3 separate regions of the Homo sapiens genome follow, and regions 1 and 3 are each linked to region 2. The links are chromatin contacts, found by Hi-C or POLR2A ChIA-PET in ENCODE. All regions are on one chromosome and are shown on one strand. The core of a region is the stretch at or near the end of the contact, and the rest is flanking DNA. Distances in the headings are between cores, read along the strand shown.

What was found. A loop is a pair of places that touch in the nucleus more often than their neighbours do. ChIA-PET counts read pairs that join two places held with the same protein, here RNA polymerase II (POLR2A). Pooled maps may share reads with other maps.
Region 1: a pooled map shows a loop between it and region 2 (2.2-fold over the local background). The contact joins the enhancer-like site here to the promoter of GDF15 in region 2. A Hi-C loop is called at or near these places in 1 of 50 pooled maps. POLR2A ChIA-PET finds 5 or more read pairs at or near these places in 3 of 52 experiments (HEK293, Panc1 and WTC11).
Region 3: a pooled map shows a loop between it and region 2 (2.6-fold over the local background). The contact joins the enhancer-like site here to the promoter of GDF15 in region 2. A Hi-C loop is called at or near these places in 2 of 37 single-sample maps with no recorded cell type and 5 of 50 pooled maps. POLR2A ChIA-PET finds 5 or more read pairs at or near these places in 14 of 52 experiments (A549, A673, AG04450 and 10 more).

The regions. Positions count from the first base shown.
Region 1 is chr19:18,499,958-18,504,415 of GRCh38, reverse strand. The region is part of intron 1 of ELL (elongation factor for RNA polymerase II); the gene reads left to right. Among named protein-coding and RNA genes, the nearest start is that of ELL, 20 kb to the left of the region's middle. RefSeq lists an enhancer at 3,004-3,990. Within about 2 kb of position 1,309, at least 23 of the 41 ENCODE cell types and tissues checked have a DNase peak (open chromatin) inside an H3K27ac peak, as active enhancers do.
Region 2 is chr19:18,383,368-18,387,657 of GRCh38, reverse strand. It overlaps GDF15 (growth differentiation factor 15), which reads right to left and starts at 1,500. Exons shown (of 2, transcript NM_004864.4): 1 at 1,192-1,500. The coding sequence starts at 1,468. It overlaps MIR3189 (microRNA 3189), which reads right to left and starts at 1,096; the gene lies at 1,024-1,096. RefSeq lists enhancers at 1,376-1,545, 1,134-1,956.
Region 3 is chr19:18,301,877-18,306,277 of GRCh38, reverse strand. It overlaps LSM4 (LSM4 homolog, U6 small nuclear RNA and mRNA degradation associated), which reads left to right. Exons shown (of 5, transcript NM_012321.5): 5 at 1-42. Among named protein-coding and RNA genes, the nearest start is that of LSM4, 19 kb to the left of the region's middle. RefSeq lists enhancers at 804-1,309, 1,200-1,579. Within about 2 kb of position 1,622, at least 37 of the 41 ENCODE cell types and tissues checked have a DNase peak (open chromatin) inside an H3K27ac peak, as active enhancers do; they include A673, HCT116 and endothelial cell of umbilical vein, where a contact is called at or near this core.

The DNA of each region.
Region 1 (4,458 bases), core at 60-2,559, 120 kb before region 2:
TCTGTAGAAAATGTAGGGGAAATTTAGCAAAGCAAGCCACGCGTCATGGATTTCAATCAGGATGTGACTTGAGATGTGGGTAATCCCGAGAGTCACAGATTGCTTTGGAAAAACAGAGCAGGAGTGGCCTCTGTGCGTCAGTGAGCACACCCTTAGGTAGATGGCTGACAGATGCCCTTTGCCCACCTCCCCTCCTCCTCAGCCTCACCCCTCCAGCCTCTCTGTGCCGTCCCTGGCCTGTTGGCACAAGTGGCTGAGGAGGCCAAAATGAAGTGATGCATGCTTAGCAGAGGTGCCAGCACAGTTGACCCCTGCATCCGCCGTGACAGCCCGCAGATCCTCTGCACGCTGCAGCCACCAGGCGAGGCCTCCCTGGATGCCGAGGAGTCAGTGCTTCAGTGAGCCCCTTGGATCAGGCGGGGGGATGTGAGTGAGCGGGTTGTCCACATGGATAGGAGTGGGGTCAGACCTAGCGTCTGGCCAGAGTGTGTGTCCTTAACCTTGGCCAGGCAGCAGCCAGGCCCCCACGTGTGACTCCAGTTAGCCAGGTGCATTCTGAACGGGAGTGATGAGTGACAGTCCCGTGGGCCCTCATCCAGCCTGCAGCAGGGAAGGCTCCCTGAGGAGGGAAGCTCGGCAGGACCCAAGGAAGGGTGGTGTTTCTGAGCCCTAGGCGGGTGCTTGGGAACAGCCCATTCTCCACTCCCGCTGGCTCCAGGTGGCCAGAGTAACAGGTCCCGTCCCTTCCCACCACTGCTCAGACATCTCCTCACAGCCCCTGAGTGCTCAGCAGCCGTGGCTCTGCACGTACCCTGAGCTCTGGGTGTCTGGGGCCACATCAGCTCACTTGGTGAACTGTTACTAGATGAACATGTGGTGGGGCCGGGTGAGGAGGAACGTGTGTCCTGCAATAGCCTGTTCTGTCTGTTCCATCACCTCCAAGAGCCCACATCCTGCCTGGGATTCCCAGTACGGGCAGCTCAGTTCCTCAGAGCCTGGCCAGACGTGCCCCCCACTTGCTGGGGCTCCCTCGCTCCTATGGGTCTGCTTCACTCCCTTGCTGTTCTCCAGCTTTGCCAGTTGCCTTTTCCAGAAATAAGACAGAAAAACTCTGTCACCTTCTTTTCATCCCACTTATCACCCCAGGGTGGGGGTGCTCCCTCCCAGATGCCATAAAGATACCCGCGGCCCTGACTGCTGGGCGGGCGGTGCCACTGGACACTCTCCAGACCACGGATGCTTACAGGGATGTCCCTGCGCTGGGTGCCAGCCTGGCACAGTGCGAGTTCCCTTTTCTTTTTAAGCCAGGTTCCTGTTTTACCACATTAAACCAGCTGTAAAGTGCCACTTTATAAAATAAGCAAGTGATAGGGAGCCACTCTGGCAGGGCCCAGGGAGCCGAGCAGTGCCTCCCAGCCCTGTGCCTGTGTGTGGTGGGTGTGCAGCCACTGGAAGTGCCGAGCTGCCTGCCTGGAGCGCTGGCCTGCCCTGTTAATAACCGAAGCTCTGCTGGGCATTGGCACACCCGGCCAGGTGGCCCCGTGGTTTCCCAAGACAGGGGCTTTTGGATTCCGCATTGATGGCCCAAAACTCCTTCCCTAAGTTGTCTCAGAAGCAAAAACAGGAAGGTCATTGGGTTTCTTTGCAGAACACTAACCCATGCTGCCACCCCGTGTTCCCACTCCTCCTCCTGGCATCTGCAACATGACAAGTGGCAGGTGTCTGGTGTCCGTTGTCATTGGGCCCTCTCTCTCATTTAAACACCGTCTCTTCCTCCTCGGCTTCTTCAGTTGTCATCTCTCAGAGATGGGATTTTGGGAAGTCCCATGTGTGGATTACTGGGACTTTTGTGGTTGGGGATATTTGATCTTTTAGTTATAAACGTCTGCTCCTGATGCGGCTGGTTGCAGGATTTCCCTGGTGGTGGGGGTGCCCGCTGGCAGAATTGACTAAGGTGAGCTCACTGCTGGGTTCTGGCAGCCCTGCCCACTGCGAGGCACAGTCACCACAGGCCTGGCCCTCACCTGGGACACCTCCCTCCCCTCCTGGCCTGCCCACAACTCAGAAGACGTAGTTGGTGCTCTCCACGGATGATGGCTCCAGGGAGCCTTTGTGTACCCACAGCTGTTCCATGGTCCACCCTAGGGTGGTCATGTGTCTCCCTTGCTGTCCTGGAATCCTTCATTCACCTCTGGGTGCTGGACTGGGGGTGTGCGTCCTCAATGGGCTATCTGGCTGTGGTGGTAGGAGCCTCCCGGGTGCTCCTGCCCCGTGGAGCTGTGGGGCACCAGGCAGCTTAGCGTAGAGCACCAGAGCACCTCCCACTTGCTGTAAGCTCCTTGTCCCCATGCCAGGTGCTGCTCATGCCTCTGTGGGACGCACTCCAGCAGCCTCTGGGGGTGACGCCTGGTTCCTGATCGTGTGTCTTCTGACCCCAAACCACCCTCATGAGGCCCCAGGACCTGCCCGCCAGGCCCCAGTGTTTCTTCCTCTTCCTCTTGACTGTGTTCAGGGCCTTCTTTTGGAAAGGGCTGTCCTGGTCACTGGTGCCCATGCTGCCTCCCCTCCTTCCTGCCCACCCGCAGACACGTAGCTGGAGGTTGAGGATGTGGGGGAGATGCTCCCCAAGGATGGACCATTTGTGGGAGAGTCCGAATTTGCCTGGATTGGTGGTTTCAAGTTTCTTTTGCTTTTATGTGATGCCATCACCTCTTGGGCCCCCAGGTGTGTCAGATGGACCAGTGGGAAGTGCCTGGGATTGGGCAGATCCTGTCCTAGTGAATCCTGGCTGTCCTCGTGTGCACTCGTGAGTAGCCGGCCCCTGGCTTGGCCCCCGTCTCATCCGCCTGGCTCTGAGCTGGCTGTGCCGTGGACCAGTGTCTTGCTCCCTTCTGCCAGTGGCCCCTCACTCCAAGGCCCCGGCTGGCCTGGAAGAGCTGCCTTGAAGTGTGAGGCACGTTGGAGGGTCCGCCTCATTGTTGAGGCGTGGGCCCCTCCTCGCCAACAGTGGGCCCATCCCAGGCCCTTTCCCACGTTCTCTCGCTCAGCAGGGTTTTTGATTCCTCTTAATTTGGTGTTGGTGCTGGGCACACACAGTATTGCTCTCATCCGGGTCTGCTTGGTGGCTTCTCATGTGTTTTGCCCACTTGCGTTACTCTCTGTGGTCCATGGCTGTGCTCACCACTGTTTCCCATTGGGTGGTTTGGCGTGGAGTGGGGTTCACTGTGTCACAGGTTGTCTACGTGGCCCCTGGAGGTGTGCTGCTTGCTGCCCACAGGCATAGCTGGCGAGAACAGTGTCGTGGCCCGCTCGTTCTTCTCCTGGGTGTGCGCCCACATGCTTGGGATGGGACGGCATTGCCTCTCCTGCTGTGAGTTTTGGCCCAAGTTCGGTGGTTGGAGGTTGGCCTGCTTCCCTGCAGGTTCTGCTCTGTGGAGTCACAGAGTCAACTCTGTGGAGTTGAATTTGGCGAGCAGCCGCCATGTGTTCACTTTCCTGAGTGTGATCTGTGTGCAAATTGGCTGGTATTTTTTGAAGCACTCAAACTGTATTAGGCTGTTTTTGAGAGTCTTGGGTATGCTTCAGTGTACCTCAGTGACGTATTAAAAAGCTAAAGCAGTGTTTTTGAGTTGAAAAATAGTGAGCTTTGTATGGCCCCTGACAGTTCCCAGAGCTATTTTGCACAATGGTATGTTCCAGCCCAAGACCACCCTCTGCCATGCTGCCCGGGGCCTGGCACAGGGAGAGCTCGCCAAGAGGTTGCAGGGCACCAGTGTTATGCCGACCTTCCCAGGGGACCAGTCGACCTCTCCATCGGCCCCAACACACAGCTGCTTCCTTGAGGGAACCTCCCAGTTCCCGTCTCTCCTTTTGTGAGAATGGACTCTCTGGGAACAAAGCTGTGCCAGGTCCTGCCTGGAGAAAACTGGATTCTGTGTGTAAGATTTCAAATGTCACAAGCAGCCAGTTGATGGAGCGGCTGTGAAGGTGGTAGGAGAAGTGGACCTCTTGAAGGGCACTTGGTACAGCCCAGTGGGGTTCATTTACAAACCCACGATATGCACAGGAAGCCTCATGGTCACACCTGTCTCAGGAGTGAGGAAGGCGGGAACAGGAACGTGGCTGGTGGTCTCACTTTTTTTTTTTTTTTTTTTGAGACGGAGTCTTGCTCTGTCACCCAGGCTGGAGTGCAATGGCACGATCTCAGCTCACTGCAACCTCCGCCTCCCAGGTTCAAGCAATTCTCCTGCCTCAGCCCCCTGAGTAGCTGGGGTTACAGGCACCCGCCACCATGCCCAGATAATTTTTGTATTTTTAGTAGAGATGGCATTTTGCCATGTTGGCCAGGCTGGTCTCAAACTCCTGGCCTCAAGTGATCTGCTCGCCTCGGCTTCCCAAAGTGTTGGGATTACAGGCGTGAGCCACCACACCTGGCCTCGTGTTTTGCTTAAGCACTTA
Region 2 (4,290 bases), core at 251-2,750:
CACAATAGGTGCTTAGTAAATACTTGAAGGAATTAATGTATATCTGATATTCAGGCAGCCTGAGATTCCAACCATGGCTCTGCTTTTCTTCTGGCAGTCAAAAACTTACTTGCTTCACTTATTTATTTATTTATTATGGTCTTGCTGTTACCCAGGCTGGAGTGCAGTGGGGCACTCATGGCTCAGTGCAGCCTCAATCTCCTGGATTCAAGTGCTCCTCCCGCCTCAGCCTCCTGAATAACTGAGACTACAGGCACACACCATCATGTCTGGCTAATTTTTTTTAAACATTTTTGGTAGAGATGGATTCTCGCTATACTGCCCAGGCTGCAATGTTCTGGCCTAAAGCGATGCTCCCACCTTGGCCTCCTAAAGTGCTGGGATTACAGGTGTAATCCCGAGAAATGAAGAGTGCCAAACCCATCACATTCCAGACTACTGAGCCTCTAGGAATCACAGCCCCTCAGGCTGGTACAAGTGTTAGGGAGACTGGGGAGACTGGGGTTTGAGGGTGCCTTAACCTAGTTGCTAGGCTTAGCAAGGGTGAGAGGTTTGCCGGAGTCACACGGCACAGATGGGTTTAGGGCGGGCTAAGAGTGTGCCCCTCTGCCTGCCCCCTCCTGGGTCCCACCACAGCCCAGACCTCATCCAGTGCCCTGCACCCCTGGAGCCTCCATGGAGGGCACAGAGATGGGGAAAATACTCTCCTCCTCCCCTAACAAGTCGCTCGTTGCATGTGACTTTAGCAGTGCCTTGACAAGCGATTTCATCAGATTCAGAACCAGCTCCAGCTGGCTCTGCCCATCACAAACTTCTATCCATGCACCACACCCCCATTGTTTCTCTTGGATCCTGGCCCCAGCCCAGGTCAGGGACCATGCCCACACCGCACGCCCGACCCCGTCCCCGGGTTTCCCAGGTGCTGTGCACATTCAGGAGGGTCCCTGGCATCCCTGTACCTCAGTTTCCCCATTTGCAACTTGGGGACAGGTTATAACCTCCCACGTTGTGGGTGCAAATCAGGCATCGGCTACCCCATCAGACCCAAGGGGATCCAGGATATTCCTACCCAGGGCACAGATGGGGCAACTGAGGCTCAAAGGTAGGTCTGGGCTTTTCAAGATGAGGAATCCCTGATTAGATATGGGGGCTGCTTGGGGGGTGGGAGGGGATCTCTAAGATTTCACTTACCTTCTGGCGTGAGTATCCGGACTGCAGGGGCCGGGACGAGGTCGGTGTTCGAATCTTCCCAGCTCTGGTTGGCCCGCAGCCTGGTTAGCAGGTCCTCGTAGCGTTTCCGCAACTCTCGGAATCTGGAGTCTTCGGAGTGCAACTCTGAGGGTCCCGGGAAACTTGCGCGGCTCGCCTCGGCCAGAGACAGGGCGCCCCCATGCGGCAGCCACGAGAGCACCAGCAACACCAGGAGCATCTGAGAGCCATTCACCGTCCTGAGTTCTTGCCCGGGCATGGCTGTGCAGGTTGCGGCTCTGAGCTGGGACTGACCAGATGCTGCCGGACCGGCCTTTATAGTCCCCGGACTTTGTCCGTCTCCGCCTGCTCAGTCCCGCCCTCCTCCCCCTGCCTGCAGAGTAAACACTCCAATGACCACAGCTGGGCGGGGTCTGGGGGTGTATTTAGGGGGAGGATCTTTAGGTGGGGGCGCTCCTAGTAAAGCTAGGGCACATTTCTGGGCCTCAGTATCCTCTTCCTCGATATGAGGACACCATTCCAGCCTGGGAGTCTTTTTGGAGGAAAAAAAGACATTGTTACTATGTGAAAAATTCCAGACAAGAGTTTAAGAGGTGGCTGTCTATGCCCATGGGATTTCCTCTCTTCTCTTTTTGGTTGGGGTCAAAGGCTAAAGATGGTGAAAAACAAAGGAAGCAGAGGAGAACGGGCTAGATGGAGCCAGGAAGGGCAACCTTGATGTGTCATGCCTCTCTGCCATGCCTGTTTCCTCACCAGGAAAAAAAGGACTGAGACTCTCACTGGAGAGGTGGTCAAATGAGGGGTAAAGCACAGGGCCAGACACATAGGAGGCACTTGATAAACTGGGTGTTATTGCAGTTACTCATCCTCCTCTGGAGAACTCCTACTCATTCTTCAAAACTCTACGCAAAAAGCCCCTCTTCCAGGAAGTCTTCTCCAACATTATCTTTCCAGTCTAAGCAGGGTGCTCCCAAACCCCATCCTTTTGTCTGGCTCAGCGCTCACCTTGAAGCCATCCTCACAGGATTCATAATTCTGGGGGCCAGGCATGGTGGCTTATGTCAGTAATCTCAGCACTTTGGGAGGCCGAGGTGGGTGGATTGTTTGAGCCCAGGAGTTCGAGACAAGTCTGGGCAAGATGGCAATACCTCATCTCTAAAAAAAAGAATTCTGCGCCGGGCACGGTGGCTCTCGCCTGTAATCCCAGCACTTTGGGAGGCCGAGGCACGTGGATCATCTGACGTCAAGAGTTCTAGACTAGCCTGACCAACATGGAGAAACCCTGTCTCTACTAAATATACAAAATTAGCTGGGCTTGGTGGTGGGATTACATGCCTGTAATCCCAGCTACTCGAGAGGCTGAAGCAAGAGAATCGCTTGAACCCAGAGGGCGGAGGTTGCAGTGAGCCAAGTTTTCACCATTGCACTTCCGCCTGATCAACAAGAGCAAAACTCTGTCTCAAAAAAAAAGAATTCTGGACAGAAACTTAGTTATAATTAAGCACTAATCAGGCTGCACTTTGACCCACTTCCTTGTGACCGCAAGTTGCTTGTAGCACCTGATACCGACCATTTGCTATAGATGTGATTTCCGACCTTAGAATCATAAGACTTTTTAGAAGAATTTCTTAAGATGTTTTTGAAATCCTTAACCAATGACACCCACCAGTGTGAAGACCCCACAGAGGAACGGAATCTGCATGAGAATACAGTTTCTTACTGTCTGTGACTTCACCTCCTGCACTCTTTCACCAAGCAATGACCTCCACACTTCAGCCCACTCCAAAATCCTTAAAAATTAAAACTCTAGCCCCTGGCCAGGTGCAGTGGCTCACGCCTGTAATCCCAGCACTTTGGGAGGCCAAGGCGGGCGGATCACCTGAGGTCAGGAGTTCGAGACCAGCCTGACCAACATGATGAAACCCTGTCTCTACTAAAAAATTTCAGAAATTAACCGGTCGTGGTGGCACATGCCTGTAATCCCAGCTGCTCGGGAGCCTGAGGCAGGAGAATCGCTTGAACCCAGGAGGCGGAGGTTGCAGTGAGCTGAGATCATGCCATTGCACTCCAACCTGCAAGCTCCAGCTCCCAGGTTCATGCTATTCTCCTGCCTCAGCCTCCTGAGTAGCTGGGACTATGAGCACCCCCCACCACGCCTGGCTAATTTTTTTTTGTATTTTTAGTAGAGATGGGGTTTCACCGTGTTAGCTAGGATGGTCTCAATCTCCTGACCTTGTGATCCGCTGGCCTCGGCCTCCCAAAGTACTGGGATTAGAGGCGTGAGCCACCACGGCCGGCTGACTCCATCTTAAAAAAATATATATATTTGTATATATACATTTATATGGCCCCAAACTCCTCCTCCTGGAAATGGATTTGAGGTTCCCTCCTATCTCCTCATTGGGTGGCCCTAGGATTAAATCTCTTTTTTTTTTTTTTTTTGAGACGGAGTTTCTCTCTGTCCCCCAGGTTGGAGTGCAGTGGCACAATCTCGGCTCACTGCAACCTCCGCCTCCTGCCTCAGCCTACTGAGTAGCTGGGATTACAGTCATGCGCCACCACACCTGGCTAATTTTTGTGTTTTTAGTAGAGACGGTGATTCACCATGTTGGCCAGGCAGGTCTCGAACTCTTGACCTCAAGTCATCCGTCGGCCTCTGCCTCTAAAGTGTGGGGATTACAGGCATGAGCCACTGCCCCCAGCCTTTTTTTTTTTTTTTTTCTTCCGAGACAGTCTCTCGCTCTGTTGCCCAGGCTGGAGTGCAGTGGTATGATCTTGGCTCACTGCAACCTCCGCCTCCCAGGTTCAATTGATTCTCCTGCCTCAGCCTCCCAAGTAGCTGGGATTACAGGTGCGCACCATCACGCCTGGCTAATTTTTGTATTTTTAGTAGAGATGAGGTTTCACCTGGTTGGCCAGGCTGATCTTGAACTGCTGGCCTCAGATGATCCACCCGCCTCAGCCTCCCAAAGTGCTGGGATTACAGGCATGAGCCACCACGCCGGTCGGATTAAAACTCTTTCCATGTTGCAACCTGTTTTCTCAGCTGTTGACTTGCCAAGTGCATGGAGCAACAGACCT
Region 3 (4,401 bases), core at 373-2,872, 82 kb after region 2:
TTTTGAGAGGTGATTGGAATAAAAGGTCCCGTCCGTGAGGAACTCTTTTTCTTGAGTCTTCAGAGTTACTTGCCATCGTATAGATTTTGCATTTACAATGTCCTCGCCTGGGATGTTCTCCTTGTGTGTGGGGTGGGGGACAGGGATGGATATCTGCAGTCGCCTGAATCCTCTCCGCCACAGCGGCACTTGATTGATGGTTAGAGATGGGGCATGTGGGGTCCAGGATGTGGCCTGCCCTGAACCTCACAAACCCGCCCCCTCAACACAGGCAGGGGCAGCAGTTGGGGGCCCGGGCCTGGAAGCCTTGGGATGCACCGGCCCACGGCACCCACCTGCCTGTTGGACAAGAGCATTTTTTTTTTTTTTTTGAGACGGAGTCTCGCTCTGTTGCCCAGGCTGGAGTGCAGTGGCACAATCTTGGCTCACTGCAACCTCTGCCTCGTGTGTTCAAGCGATTCTCTTGCCTTAGCCTCCTGAGTAGCTGGGATTACAGGTGTGCACCAACACAGACGGCTAATTTTTGTATTTTTAGTACAGACACAGTTCCACCATGTTGGCGAGGCTGGTCTTGAACTCCTGATCTCAAGTGATCCTCCCGCCTTGGCCTCCCAAAGTGCTGGGATTACAGGCATGAGCCACTGCGCCTGGTCGACAGGAGCATCTCTTGGCACACCCCATGCCCCTACAGTGTGGGCCGTGCAGGGGGCTGGGCTCACAGGGCGAGGTGGGTGGGGCAATGTTTAGAGGAGGAGGGAAGGAAGGGTGGGGAGCAGGGAGGCCCCATTTGCAGCTCCTGCCCCATGTCCTAGACTCACCGGCCCTTAGAGGCCTCTGGGGCTCTCCAAGGGGCCTGGGCTCCTTCCTCCCAGGGGTTGTGTGTGTCACGAGGCGTGGATCAAATCCAGGAGCTCTGGGGTCAGGCATCCTGGGAAGTTGGGATGGGAAAGCCCTCGAAGGCCCCTTCCCCTTCCTGATCTCCGTTTGGTTTTTTCTCCCTGACCAGGCTCTGAACTCAGAATGTGTTCCAACACCCCCTAGGTGCCTTCTCACCATTCAGGGTCCCAGGTGCTGGGGCTAATCCCCGGGCTCTTTTGCCTGCGTAATTGTGGCTTCTTGCCGGCGCAGCCAGACGCAGAGCCGGCTCTGACCTTTCCAGCCCGGCAGCTGCGGGCTCCTGGCCCGTGACTTGAGCCGCAGAGTCCCCTCGTCTGCCTCTGCCAACTTGGCCTTGTGGGCTAGAGTGGCCCCTGCTTAGGGGCAGCCAACTTCCAGAAGCTTCCGGCCCCCCTCCCTCGAGCTGGGTGTCGGACCAGCTCTGTGTTTCATTCTTCCTGGTTGGTTTCACAAAGCCTCATCCTCAGCCCCCTCAACAAGAAAAGAAACCAAAAGCACCAGTCTAGTTCCTAAATCCAAGGCTTCCAGGTCTTTCTGTCCCTCCGATGGTCTGTGCCCTCCTCACCCAACTGGGGCTGCCTTTATCGTAGATGGTCCCCACCCGCCCCCAGACCTTCTCGCCTGGAGTTTGCTTTCTGTTAGGGAGGCCCACGCCTGGCGCTGTGCTGTGACTCAGCCGGGGGCTGAGCTCTGCAGGGCCAGCCCACAGTCCCCCGCCAGAGTGCGACAGGCCCGGGTCGGCTGCTGACGCCACCTCATCCTGGAGCCAAACACCCGCTTCAGGGACAAAAGTGCAGAGGCTGGCCTTGGGCAGTGGCCCCCGAGAGGCAGCTGTGGGAAGCCATCCCTCTCTCCTCCTCCTCCTCCTCCTTCTCCTTCTCCTCCCCCATCCCCCTCCTCTCACTCCCCATCTTCCTCCCCATTCCCCTCCTCCTCCATCCTCCTCCACTCATCCCCCACTCCCATCCCCCATCCCCCTCCTCTCTCTCCTCCTCCTCTCCTCCTCTGGGCTTCACCTGCTGTTCCCAGCACTACTCTGACAGCCACCCCCAGATGGCCTGTGTCCCTGTCACCTCCCTCCCCACCTTCTTCTTTTGGAGCCCAGGGCCTGGCACGAGCCTGGCACTAGGGCCACTTGCCTTGTCCCAGGTGCTGGTGACACAGCCCCGGCAATCCTTCCCTTCCACAGGAGTGAGCCAGCCACAAGCATATGCATATCAAATGCATAAATGCTGTAAAAAGAAGAAACCAGGCCAGGCGCAGTGGCTCATGCCTGTAACCCCAGCACTTTGGGAGGCCGAAGTGGGCGGATCACCTGAGATAAGGAGTTCAAAACCTGGCCATCATGGTGAAACCCCATCTCTATTAAAAATACAAAAATTAGCCGGACGTGATGGCACAAACCTGTAATCCCAGCTACTCAGAAGGCTGAGGCAGGAGAATCGCTTGAACCTGGGAGGCGGAGGTTGCAGTGAGCTGAGATCGCGCCACTGCACTCCAGCCTGGGCGACAGATCGAGACTCTCAAAAAAAAGAAAAAGAAACCAGAAACAGGGCGGGCTCGTGAGGAGGTGAATGAAGAGGTGGTCAGGGAAGGTGAGAGAAGGACACTGAAGATTCAGGAAGGGCCTGAGAGACGAGGGAGCCAGCCACCTTGGGAAAGAACATTCTGGACCAGCAGGGGTCAGGAGGACAGTCCCGTGCAAAGGCCCTGTGCCCAGGGGACACAGGAGCAAACAGAAGGGCAGGAAATGGGGAGGATGTGGGCCCTGAGTGACATGAGAAGCAGCCACAGAGGGTTCTGGAACAGTCAGAAGCAGGGGTGGAAGCAGGAAGGGGGCAGTGCTGGGGCCTCAGGGCAGGGAGGAGGAGGCTGCCAGGGCCTAGGCTGACCAGCTGGCCTTGCCCAGGAAGTGCAGGACCCCGAGGTGGCACCTCCTTTCCACAGAGCAAGAGGAGGCCGGCTGGGTGCTGTGGCTCACAGCGGCAACTGTAATTCCAACACTTTGGGAGGTCGAGGCAGGCGGATCACCTGAGGCCAGGAGTTTGAGACCAGCCTGGCCAACGAGGTGAAACCTTATTTCTACTAAGAATACAAAAATTAGCCAGGTGTGGTGGCACGTGGTGCCTGTAATCCCAGCTACTCAGGAGGCTGAGGCAGGAGAATTGCTTAAACCCAGGAGGCAGAGGTTGCAGTGAGCCAAGATAGCGCCACTGCACTCCAGCCTGGGCGACAGAACGAGAGTCTGTCTCAAAAAAATGATACTACTAATAATAAATTAAAAATTTTTTAAAAATTTAAGAGGAGGTCCAGTCAAACCAAGTCTCGAGTGGACAAGAAGCTGCTGGCCACACAGAGAGAGCCGGAACAGGTGGAGGAACTGCAAGCACGGAGCCTCTGAACTTCTGTGGGGAAGGGGCAGAGGGGGTCAGGGCTCAGGCCAGAAGCCCCTACAGGGCCGGGCGCGGTGGCTCATGCCTGTAATCCCAGCACTTTGGGAAGGCAAGGCGGGTGGGCGCCTGTGGTCCCAGCTACTTGGGAGGCTGAGGCAGGAGAATGCCGCGAACCAGGGAGGCGGAGCTTGCAGTGATCGGAGATCACGCCACTGCACTCCAGCCTGGGCGACAGAGCAAGACTCCGTCTCAAAAGAAAAAATAAAATAAAATAAAATAAAAAAGAAGCCCCTACAGGAGCTGGGGTGGGCACTTGCAGGGATCTGTTCCTGACGCTTGGCATCAGCCACTTCTTTTTTTTTTTTTTTTTTTTGAGACAAAGTCTCACTCTGTCGCCCTGGCCGGAGGGCAGTGGCGCGATCTCCACTTACTGAAACCTCTGTCTCTCAGGTTCAAGCAATTCTCCTGCCTCAGCCTCCCGAATAGCTGGGATTACAGGCGTCCGCCACCACGCCCAGCTAATTTTTGCATTTTTTAGTAGAGACAGGATTTCGCCATGTTGGCTAGGCTGGTCTCGAACTCCTGACCTCGGGCAATCCGCCCGCCTCGGCCTCCCAAAGTGCTGGGATTACAGGCGTAAGCCATCTCGCCCGGCCAAGCATCAGCCTCTTCTCAAGGAGACTTCGAGTGAGGGCGAGGATTCCCCGAGCTCCCACTCAGCCTTGCCGCTCAGCCCCGTGGGTTTCCAAAGCCACTTCCAACCCAGCACCTCCGAGGGTCCTCACAGATGGAGAAATGAAGGCTCAGGACAGGCACACAATCCAAGCAACAGCCGATAATTGTTTTTTATTTTTTTTACAGATAGGGGTCTCACCATGTTGTCCAGGCTGGTCTCAAACTCCTAGGCTCAAACGATCCTCCCACCTTAGCCTCCCAAAGTGCTGGGATTACAGGCCTGAGCCAGTATGCTCAGCCAACCATTGTTTATCTATCATGAATGTGTGCCAGGCAGCTCCGGAACTCACCCATAGGGTGGCATCGTCATTCACTGCTCAGGCACAGAGAGGGTGAGGAACCTGCCCCAGGTCACACAGCAATGGTGACCTCCTCT